Linked DNA regions of Homo sapiens: region 1 is linked to region 2. A link is an interaction called in ENCODE POLR2A ChIA-PET data of the cell type or tissue named here. Cell type or tissue: GM12878. All regions are shown on one strand. Each heading gives the region's core, and the rest is flanking DNA. Links, peaks and the distances in the headings are about the cores only. Region 1 overlaps LOC105371554 (a long non-coding RNA gene). Region 2 has its middle 7.0 kb from the start of TRPV2.

Region 1 (5,413 bases), core at 414-5,413, 130 kb after region 2:
CTTCTTGCCTATTAAACTATCTGCCCCTTAAAACCACTCCACATATGTCCATGTTGTTTTATCTAAACCAGCATGAGGACCAAGAACCCTGGTGTTCCTCCACTCATCGGAGCCGTATCATTTTGGTGCATTGGCCAGGAAAGGAAATTCAATCATGAGACTGGTGAGTATGGAGCGGATTTCAACTTTATATCTGTTCTTTAGTCTCAAGGCTCTCTTCCAGCTACCCTGTCGCCAAAACTTTCTTTCTATCTGTGGTCTCTCTGTGTGTCTAATGTGCAGGATTCTGTCTGTTAGAAAAGATCGTGAATCACGGCATGCAGTAACTCAATAAGTGTCTCTCTCTCTCTCTACGTTTTCTCTGGCAAGCACATGGTATTTCTAAGCCACCTAGTAGAAATCAGGCTGTAGGCCTCTTCTAAGAATGGGAAGTTTCTGCTTTTAACAGTTAGGAGTAGGATGTCTTCCATGGCCAAATTTTAGTCTCAATATTGTCCCACTGGCAGGAAAACGGCCATTCAGTTCCTATGTTCCTTTAAGCCATCTATTCTGGCTCCTACTAAGACAGTGCTTAATTAGTAAGGGGATTTTAAGTCCAGAAGTTAACCGGAACCATTCTTCTATGGGTAAATGCTTTAGCATGGGCTATAATGGCAGGATATAGAGTTCAATCTATCACATCCCCTCCCTTAAAGGGTCTCTTCCCAATTACATGGTTTTTCTTCAAATCCATTTTTTGGGAGGCACACAGGCCACCCAAGTCTAGGAGGTCAAAGGTAAATAAAAGGCAGAGAACTGATTGCTTGGGAACAGCGTGACTATGGCCCAAAACTCAGATCCTCTGGTGCCATGGCTTGGAGGGTCACACCTGCAGTCATGGGTGGAACATTTAAATGAGTGCTGGGAATCCAGGAACAAAAGAGAAAATAGTTGGGGGACGCCTCCTACTGCTTTCTTCTCCATCCTGGATTTCATACCAAAAGGAAGGAGACTAAAAGGACGCTTTTATTCTCACTTCTCTTTCTAGATGGGTAACAGACCATCTTCAACATGCACTTCTCTTGAGTGTATTTTGAAGCACTAGGACTCTTTCGACCTTGAAACTTTGAAGAAAAAGTGGCTTATTTTCTTTTGCAGTCATATCAGGCAGGCCCAGGGAAAACAGTACCCCAAAATTTAAAAAGTAACTTTCAGGGAAGTCATCTGAGGGTCCCCCTTATTTGGGGCCCCTTCAAGTTCCCTTCTCATTGCAGGACCTTTGGCAAGTAAAGGGAGACTTAGGCTGGTTTTCTGATGACCTTAATAAGTATATGGAAGCTTTCCAATATTTAACTCAGGTATGTAACCTCTCATGAAGGGATGTTATGTTGCTGCTAAGGCAAACCCTTACTGTAGGTAAAATAAGCAGCTCTGCAAGCAGAAGAAAATTTTGGAGATAAGTAATGTCTCCTATAGAAGGCCAAAAGGGAAAAGAAAAAAATAGGGAAGGCAAAGGGGAAACACCATTCCCAATAGGAAAAGAGGCAATACCTCCTGACAACCCTAATTGGAACTCCTTTCTGTGGTGTTTTTCCTTGTTTTGCAGTTTAAAATGGCTTCTCTTTTATAATGTTCTTCCAACATGGAAAAGGTTAATTTTCCAAACCTTAAAATGTTTGGCATAGAGTTGAGCTAGGGGGAAGGAAACCCAGCCCAGAAGCCTGATATGCTGGCAAAAGGGTAAAAATTTCTTACCAGTCAGGCTTTTGGCTTCTCTCTTCCTGTGGAAACCGGCAAAAGGGATAATAAAGATCATTGTTTATGTTTTCTTTAAATTTATAGTTAATGAAAAAGGATTTGTGAGGTTGGTCTTAAGCTGTAAACAATCTGCTCTTCTTTGTATGTCTTTCTGTGTGGTTCTGTTAAAGAAAAGGTATCTTAGGTCAGGATGCAGGCCCAGAAACCCATAAGCCTGCTGTTCAAACCAGCCCAGCAAAGTATCCAGTGGCAAACTTGGCTACAGGCCTCCATCTTGTTTCATGTCATGGGAACATAATCTGTAACCATGTGGCAATACTTTGTTTTTGTCTCCGCCATTTTACAATGGTGGCTGTCTTCTTGTGCTAAATCAGATAAGCCAGTTTGTCAGTCTGGGCTGTGTCAGCTGATCCATCAAGGGCAGGGTTTACAAAACATCTTAAGCACTGATCATAACAGCCGTTTAGGGAGGGTCAAAATCTTGTAGCCTCCAATTGCATGGCTCTTGGGCCATGGTTTCTAATCCTGTAGCTAGTTTCTTGGTCTGGTCCCCAGGCAAAAGGGAAGTATATCTTGAGAAGCAGCTGCTATCTTCTTTGTTTTAGACTATAAACTGTAAACCAAGCTCCTCCCCAACTTGATTCAGCCTATGCCCGGGGATGGGCAAGGACAGTTTGGGGACTGGAAACAAAATGGAGTTGTTTGGGTGAGATCTCTTCCACTGTCTCAGTCACAATTTTGCAGTGACAGTTTCAAAAGCTGCCTGTCCGGGTGGATCACGAGGTCAGGAGTTCAAGACCAGCCTAGTCAACATGACGAAACCCTGTCTCTACTAAAAAAACAAAAATTAGCCAGGCGTGGTGGCATGCACCTGTAGTCCTGGCTACTCAGGAAGCTGAGGCAGAGGAATTGCTTGAACCCAGGAGGCAGAGGTTGCAGTGAGCCAAGATCATGCTACTGCACTCCAGCCTGGGTGACAGAGCAAGACTCTGTCTCAGCAAAAAAAAAAAAAAAAAAAAAAAGCTGCCTGTCACTCCTTTAAAAATACCTTTTACACTCCTGGTTAAGTCATAACCTAATTAAAGCTCTTTAGTTTTACCTGTGAGGTTACTTATTGTAAAGTTCAAAAGCCAAAAATCTTAACTGCTTGGCATGGCTAAGGTCAAGTAACAAAGGATTTAGAAGAATTTTCTTAAAGAGTGCTCAGCTTAATTAAAAGTGGAAAATCAAGTTATAGGTATATTAAAAGGCCTTTATGTTTTTTCTTTTCTTGAATCTTGTTTTTCTGGAAAAAGGCTCATCTCAGCCGACTGAATTATTTTTCTCCATTTTTTGTCTTACTACTCTTAATGCATGTATAAAAGGCCCTAAGATAACTTCTGGTAGCATGGGACTCCTCAGGAAACACAGAGGAGGCGCCACAGACCCCGTTTTGGGAAAAAACCCTCTGTTTTCCTCATGAAACCCCAGGAATTAAAAGCAAATAATTCCCTCTCAAAATCAAAGGCTCTGTTCTGTTTTGCATTGTGTTATCTGATGGTTTTGAGTTTTGGGGGTATCAGAAATTACTTCGCATTTTTACAAGAAAGCTTTGGTGTGTAATAATCAAGTAGAAAATACACTGTAAGGGATGGCTAATAGTAGTTATAAATCAGGGATGCTCTTGGCCACCTGGAAGATAAGGAAACATCCTCACCCTGCACTGGGAGATGAGACTCCCATCAGGGATGGGCTAATTACAAAATAAGCCAATTGGCTTTGGGCTGCCTTGCAATGCAATGCATGGTAGAAGCACTACACCGTCCTCTCCCATAGTATCTATATGGTCTTTTCATAAATTAAGCATTAAAATAAAAGCATAGCAAGGAGGTCTTAAGACACTAATCTGCCCCTTAGTAAAAGGGTTATAAAAGGTTTGTAAAGATTTCACCTTGGCCGGGTGCGGTGGCTCACACCTGTAACCCCAGCACTTTGGGAGGCCGAGGCGGGCAGATCACCTGAGGTCGGGAGTTCGAGACCAGGCTGACAAACATGGAGAAGCCCCGTTTCTACTAAAAATACAAAATTAGCCAGGGGTGGTGGCACATGCCTGTAATCCCAGCTACTTGGGAGGCTGAGGCAGGAGAATCGCTTGAACCTGGGAGGCGGAGGTTGCAGTGAGCTGAGATCATGCCCTTGCACTCTAGCCTGTGCAACAAGAATGAAACTCCATCTCAAAAAAAAAAGAAAAAAAAAGATTTCACCTCATGGTCAAATTGGTTAGGATTTGATGGAATAATCTATAAGGTTTCGTGTAAACAAATTGGGGTTAACATTAATAAACTAATGCAAGGGTAAAATTTTGCTTTGAACAAGATTTTCATTTCATAATAAAGGCTAATGAAAGGATTTTGCCTTTTGAGTCATCATTTTGGCAAAATAATTTATGGCAATCTGGAAATTGTCCTTCCTGATACCTAACTTTTTGAATGGTTTAGAGGGGCCCTGAAACATTCAGAAAAGAGGTAAACAGGATTATTTGACATGTTTAGTCACATGAGATTGCCAAAATGATGTCCAATCTTATTTAAGTTATAGTTTGGTGAATAATACTAATATATGTTTCAGAATTGTATGGGATTTCTAAGATTCTAATGTCTAAGTATATGCTATCAATCATAATTAAGGGTAAAGTTATTGTAAACCATGAAGATAAATAAACTTCTTTGTCAGTCATGTTTTTAACTATCCTGAAAATTTTGTCATTCACAGACAATTGTTGTCCTGCTTTGTTCCTTTTCAAAAAATGGTTTATAATCAAGCTCTATTAAGGAGTTCAACAGGTGTTCTCAAATGCAGGTTTTTAATAGCTTTAAAGATTGTAACATTGGAATAGAGAGAGAATGTATGGGACTCACAAAGAACTAATATGTTCATAAATATCAAGCAAAACAAGAGTTAAGTAAATGGACTGCACTCAGAAAGTTAAAGCAGAGTTTTTAACTTTGCTTGGAATATTGCTGATCCTTGTTTTGTTTTTCAGAGTCAAGAAAAGTTTTAAACTATTTATGGCCTTTAATAATTGAGTAAGGTATACTCCTGTGAACAAAATTTGGAGCATATTTATTTGTCTCTGCCTGGTTCCTCTAGAATTTGGAGACTAGCTGTACTCTTAACTTAACGGCAATATAGCTCTTTGCATCAGTGCAATAAGAATCCATTTTTCTTTGTCAACAGGACACATTGGAAAAACTGGTTATTTTAACCAAGGCTTGAGGGTGTGTTTCCTTTTAAGGAATCAAGCTTGACATGCAGAGCAAATAAAAGCCCCTTGGGGAGAACTGGCCTCATACCTTGTCTGCACAGTCCCTGCACAAGATTCCTAACCTGTGGTCAGTAAAGAGTGTCACTTTCTAATAGGTCTGGGAGCTCCGAGTTTATCTTGGGGCCTCAAGAGGAGAGGATCACCCAACTCACAGGTATTTGAGGATACAAACCCATGGCTGGGCTTGGCTTTAAAAGGTCTTATCTGAGATTCCTTGTAGAACAGTTTCATCGAAGCCAATCCAAAAGGCCTGTGTAGAAATAACCTTTCTTGCTGCACTTTATGCAAACAATCAGGCCATGTATAGGACTAAAGTTTATTCTACAGACAACACACACGGGCCTATCATAATTTGTTTTTATCAAAAATGAG
Region 2 (5,255 bases), core at 1-5,000:
GGTGCTGCCGGGCGCGGTGGCTCACGCCTGTAATCCCAGCACTTTGAGAGGCCGAGGTGGGCGGATCACGAGGTCAGAAGAGCGAGACCATCCTGGCTAACACGGTGAAACCCCGTCTCTACTAAAAATACGAAAAATTAGCCAGGCGTGGTGGCGGGCACCTATAGTCCCAGCTACTCGGGAGGCCGAGGCAGGAGAATGGCGCGAACCCCGGAGGCGGAGCTTGCAGTGAGCCGAGATTGCACCACTGCACTCCAGCCTGGGCAACAGAGCAAGACTCCGTCTCCAAAAAAATTAATAAAAAGAAAGAAAGAGAGAGAGAAAGAAAGAAAGAAAAGAAGGGAAGGAAGGAAGGGAGGGAGGGAGGGAGGGAAGGGAAGGAAGGAAGGAAGAAAGAAGAAAGAAAGAAAGAAAAAGAAAGAAAGAAAGGAAAGAGAAAGGAAGGAAGAAAGAAAGGAAGGAAGGAAAGAGTTGGCCGCCATGGCTCACGAAAAAAAGAAAGAAGGAAAGAAAGAAAGAAAGAAAGAAAGAAAGAAAGAAAGAAAGAAAGAAAGAGTGTTGGCCTGCAGAGGTGGCTCACGCCTGTAATCTCAACATTTTGAGAGGCCAAGGCCGGCAGATCACTGAGGTCAGGAGTTCGAGATTAGCCTGGCCAACATGGTGGAATCTGGTCTCTACTAAAAATTCAAAAACTAGCCAGGTGTGGTGGTGGGCACCTGTAATCCCAGCTACTCGGGAGGCTGAGGCAGGAGAATTTCTTGAACCCGGGAGGTGGAGGCTGCAGTGAGCCGAGATCATGCCACTGCACTCCAGCCTGGGCAGAGCGAGACTCCGTCTCAAAATAAATAAATAAATAAATAAATAAATAAATAAATAAATAAATAAGCCAGACATAGTGGCGCGCGCCTGTTGTCCCAGCTAACTGGAGGCTGAGGCAGGAGGATCGCTTGAGCCCGGGAGATGGAGGCTGCAGTGAGCCGTGATGGGGCCGCTGCACTCCAGCCTGGGCAACGGAGCAAGACCCTGCCTCGAAAGAAAGCGTCCCAAGGCGCCTGGCTCACCGCTCCAGAGCGCGCTCCCGGGTCGGCCTCCGCCCTCCAAGCCGGAGGGAAATGCTGTGGTCCCGCCGTCCGCCTGCATCCTCCAGTTCCTTTGGAGGGCAGGGGAGTGGAGCCCACAGGCTCTGACACCCTTACAGTCCAGCTCTGTGACTTGGGGAAGGGAGTGGCGCATGAGGAGGGCGAAGCTGGAGTCCAAAGGAAGGTCCTTCCGTTCCCGCCCCCGACCCGGGATCCGCCGAAGCGACTGCGGAGGCGGGTCCCAGGCCTGTCCCAGGAGGGGGTGTCCGGGAGGGGGACCGATGCCTACGTCAGACAGGAGGGCAGGGGACTCGCGGGATTCGTGGGGAAGCGAGAGGGGAAAGAGCAGGGAACGTGCGCTGGGGACGCGGCCGAGGCGCAGTGGGAGGGGGCCCAGGATTCTGGGTAGTTAGTTGGGCGGGGGGCGGGGATGCGCCTGAAGCTCGGTAGCGAGAGGTACTGGGGTCGCGGTGGGAGTCTTAGCAGAACCGCGGTGGAGCCTACTACCCGAGGGACGGGGTAGGGGGCGCGGCTGAGGCAGGTCGGGGTGTGAGGGGTGGGAGGCGCGGCTGAAGTGGGATGGAAGGGCGTGGAGAGGCGAGGGTGGGAGGCGTGGCTGAGGTGGGATGAGAAGAAAGTAGCGAAGTGAGGGGTAGGGGAGGCAGAGGCAAGGGTGGGAGGGAGATGGGGGTGAGGGGTGGGGGGGTGAGGGGTGGAGGAGCCGGAGGAGGGGTGAGGCAGATGAGGGTGAGGGGTCGGGGGATGAGGGGTGGAGGAGGCAGAGGTGAGGGTGGGAGGGAGGTGGGGGTGAGGGGTAGTGGGGTGAGGGGTGGAGGAGGCAGAGGTGGGGTGGGAGGCAGGTGGGGGTGAGGGGTAGGGGAGGCGGATATGGGGTGGGAGGCAGGTTGGGGGGTAAGGGGTGGAGGAGTTGAAGGCTGGAGGGGTCAGTGGTGGGGGAGGAGGAGGTGCGGTGGGAGGCAGGTGGAAGCGTGAGGGGTGGGGAGGCAGAGGCGGTTGGGAATGCATCCTGTGCCTGCGGAAATTGGGGAAATTCCCCAGAGGGGTAGGGGCTTGGGGCTGGGCTCCCAGATTTGGCCAAGACCTGGCTGTAGCTATTCTGGGTCCTGGGAGAGACGGAACGTCCGGGCCTGGCTGAGCTGTGGCCTCTGGGGCTCCCTGGGGCGGTATGGGAAGGGGCCATGCTTTGCGTGAGAAATTATCTCAGGCTGGGCAGGCTGTGCCCAGCCAGCTGGTCCCCTTGCCCTCCAGGAGGTGTCTGGTCCCCTTTGGTCCTCTCTGGCCCTGTTTGAGGACCAGCTAGCATTTTTTTTTTTCTCCGCTGCCTCAGTCTTCCTTGCTCCAGGAAGCCTGTGCTGCCTGCTAAACTGCCTTATTCGTATTTCTTTTCTGTGAGATTCAGACACAATCTTCTCAGGGAAGCTTCATCTGGCCAGTTAGACATAGCCCCAGCCCTGGCTTGGGGCCAAGTTTCGGAATTAGTACAAAGAGAAGCAAAGGCTGCAGGTCCAGGCCCTGGCTTGTCTACACCGCTCCAGCCCCTACCCCCAGCACCCTCAAGTGTCCCATCTTTTTTTACTTTTAAGGCCAGGGCAGTTTCCACCTTCCAGACCCTGAAATGCTCTCTCCCAACTCTTTTTTTAATTTATATTATGCACAGGCTTTAGACATGTCTTGCACATGTGAGTTGGATATTTTTCTACATCTAAAAGAGATGCCAATTTTATTTTTTAAAGCCAGTGGCAAAAATTTCAAACAGGCAGGGCGCGGTGGCTCATGCCAGTAATCCCAGCACTTTGGGAGGCCCAGGCGGGCGGATCACCTGAGGTCGGGAGGTCGAGACCAGCCTGACCAATATGGGGAAACCCCATCTCTACTAAAAATACAAAATTAGCCGGGCATGGTGGCACATGCTTGTAATCTCAGCTACTCGGGAGGCTGAGGCAGGAGAATCACTTGAACCCAGGAGGCGGAGATTGCGGTGAACTGAGATCCTGCTATTGCACTCCAGCCTGAGCAACAAGAGTGAAACTCCGTCTCAAAAAAAAAAAAAAAGACCGGGCGCGATGGCTCACACCTGTAATCTCAGCACTTTGGGAGGTCGAGGTGGGTGGATCACCTGAGCTCAGGAGTTCGAGACCAGCCTGCCCAACATGGCGAAACGCTGTCTCTACTAAAAATACAAAAAATCAGCCAAGCGTGGTGGCGGGCGCCTGTAATCCCAGCTACTCGGGAGGCTGAGGCAGGAGAATCGCTTGAACCTGGGAGGCAGAGGTTGCAGTGAGCCGAGATCGCACCACTGCACTCCAGCTGGGCGATGAGCAAAAACTCCGTCTCAAAAAATAATAATAAAAATAAAAAATAAAAAAATAAAAAAATTTCAAATAGTACAAAGGATGCACCTTATGTGCCTTCCCATCCCTGACCTCTAGTTCCCTGCTCCGGAGGACACATCTGCTACATATTTTGGTGACCTCTCTTTGCTCTTATTAAAAATCTATCTGAAAATAAATTCAAATAAAAGAAACATTTATAAAAAGTTACAAAGTGAAATGAAGCACAATAGGAAAGATAGGGTATAAAGCCTGCTTGGGGTAGATTTTCGTTAGGCGGACACTGGACTGAGTGAGGCTTCTTTTTTTTTTTGGTTTCTTTTTTTTTTTGAGACGGAGTCTGGCCCTGTTGCCCAGGCCGGAGTGCAGTGGCATGATCTCGGCTCACTGCAAGCTCCGCCTCCTGGGTTCACGCCATTCTCCTGCCTCAGCCTCCCCAGTAGCTGGGACTACAGGCGCCCGCTGATTTTTTGTATTTTTAGTAGAGACGGTGTTTCACCGTGTTAGCCAGGATGGTCTCGATCTCCTGACCTCGTGATCCGCCCACCTCGGCCTCCCAAAGTTTTTTTCGTTTCTTTTAATGGAGTCGGAGTCTGGCACTATCTCCCAGGCTGGACTGCAGTGGCGCAATCTCGGCTCACTGCAACCTCTGCCTCCCAGGTTCAAGCAATTCTCTTACCTCAGCCTCCAGAGTAGCTGGGACTACAGGTGCACGCCGCCATGCCTGGCTAATTTGTGAAGCTTCTTGAAATATGAATCCAGTGGTATTCAGATTGAGGAAGTCTTGCTTCCCTGCTTGATTCACTTCCCACTAAAAACACAGGCATTCTTCCCTACACAGGGGACTTTTTAAAACAAAGATATAATTCACATACAATTCACAAATATAAAGTGTACATTTCATTGGTCTTTTAGTGTAATTCACAGAGTTGCACAGCTGTCATCACAATCAACTTTAGAACATTTTATCTCCCGCAAAAGAAGCATCATACCTGAGCTGGGTGCATTGGCTCACGCCTGTAATCCCAGCACTTTGGGAGGCTAAGGTAGATGGCTTGAGTCTAGAAGTCTGAGACCAGCCTAGGCAATATAGTGAAAACCTGCCTTTAGAAAAAATACAAAAAAAAAAAAAAGAAAAAAAAAAAGACCCAGGTGTAGTGGCATGTGCCTGTAGCTACTTGGGAGGTCAAGGCAGGAGGATTCCCCGAGCCTGGGGAAGTCGAGGCTGCAGTGAGCCGCAGTCACGTGCCACGGCACTCCAGCCTGGGCGATGGAATGAGACACTGTCTCAAAAAAATAAAAAAAGAAGTCTCATACCTTTTAGCAGTCAGTCCTCCTTTCTACACTCGCCCCCAACATCCCCTTGCCCTAGACAACCACTTTACAGTTCCCTGTTTTGGATATTTCATATAAATGGAATCACGCAGATTACTTCTTGACCTTTCAGCTAAAATCAAGTGTAGTATCTGTTCTTATCAGTTTGACGTGTCCCTTATCTGAGGATGTAATAAAAATAAAAATAAATAAATGGAATCATGCAGTGTGTGATTTTTGTGACTGACTTCTTTCATTTAACCTAATTTTTCAAGTTTCTTCCATGCTATAGTGTACATCAGTACTTAATTTCTCTTTTTGTGGCCAAATAATATTCCATTAAATGGATATGCCACATTTTATGTATCCATTCGTCATCAGTTAATCATCATTTGGGGTGTTTCTATTTGGTTATTATGAATAATGCTGCTGTAAACATTCATGTACAAGTGTGTATGGACATATGTTTCCATTTCTTTGAGTACATACCTAGGAGTGGAATTGCTGGGTC

The links. Peaks named below come from ENCODE experiments on the same cell type or tissue, not always from the same donor. Only the 100,000 strongest peaks of a DNase experiment are listed, where the experiment ranks them.
Region 1: POLR2A ChIA-PET joins it to region 2 with 7 read pairs; 5 of 35 experiments call an interaction of 5 or more read pairs at or near these places.

Annotation. Positions count from the first base shown.
Region 1 is chr17:16,539,626-16,545,038 of GRCh38, forward strand. LOC105371554 (a long non-coding RNA gene) reads left to right here. Exons shown (of 4, transcript XR_007065637.1): 3 at 72-163; 4 at 1,028-4,461. Among named protein-coding and RNA genes, the nearest start is that of ZNF287, 27 kb to the right of the region's middle. In GM12878, for the core only: no CTCF peak of the experiment used is centred there; no DNase peak of the experiment used is centred there.
Region 2 is chr17:16,405,954-16,411,208 of GRCh38, forward strand. It overlaps the pseudogene LOC124904150. Among named protein-coding and RNA genes, the nearest start is that of TRPV2, 7.0 kb to the right of the region's middle. RefSeq lists enhancers at 1,027-1,206, 2,297-2,666, 2,717-2,896 and silencers at 1,437-1,516, 1,577-1,626, 1,727-1,776, 2,007-2,096. In GM12878, for the core only: a CTCF peak has its summit at 1,585; DNase peaks (open chromatin) are centred at 1,301, 1,678, 2,518 and 3,108; H3K4me3 peaks cover 2,360 bases; H3K27ac peaks cover 2,376 bases.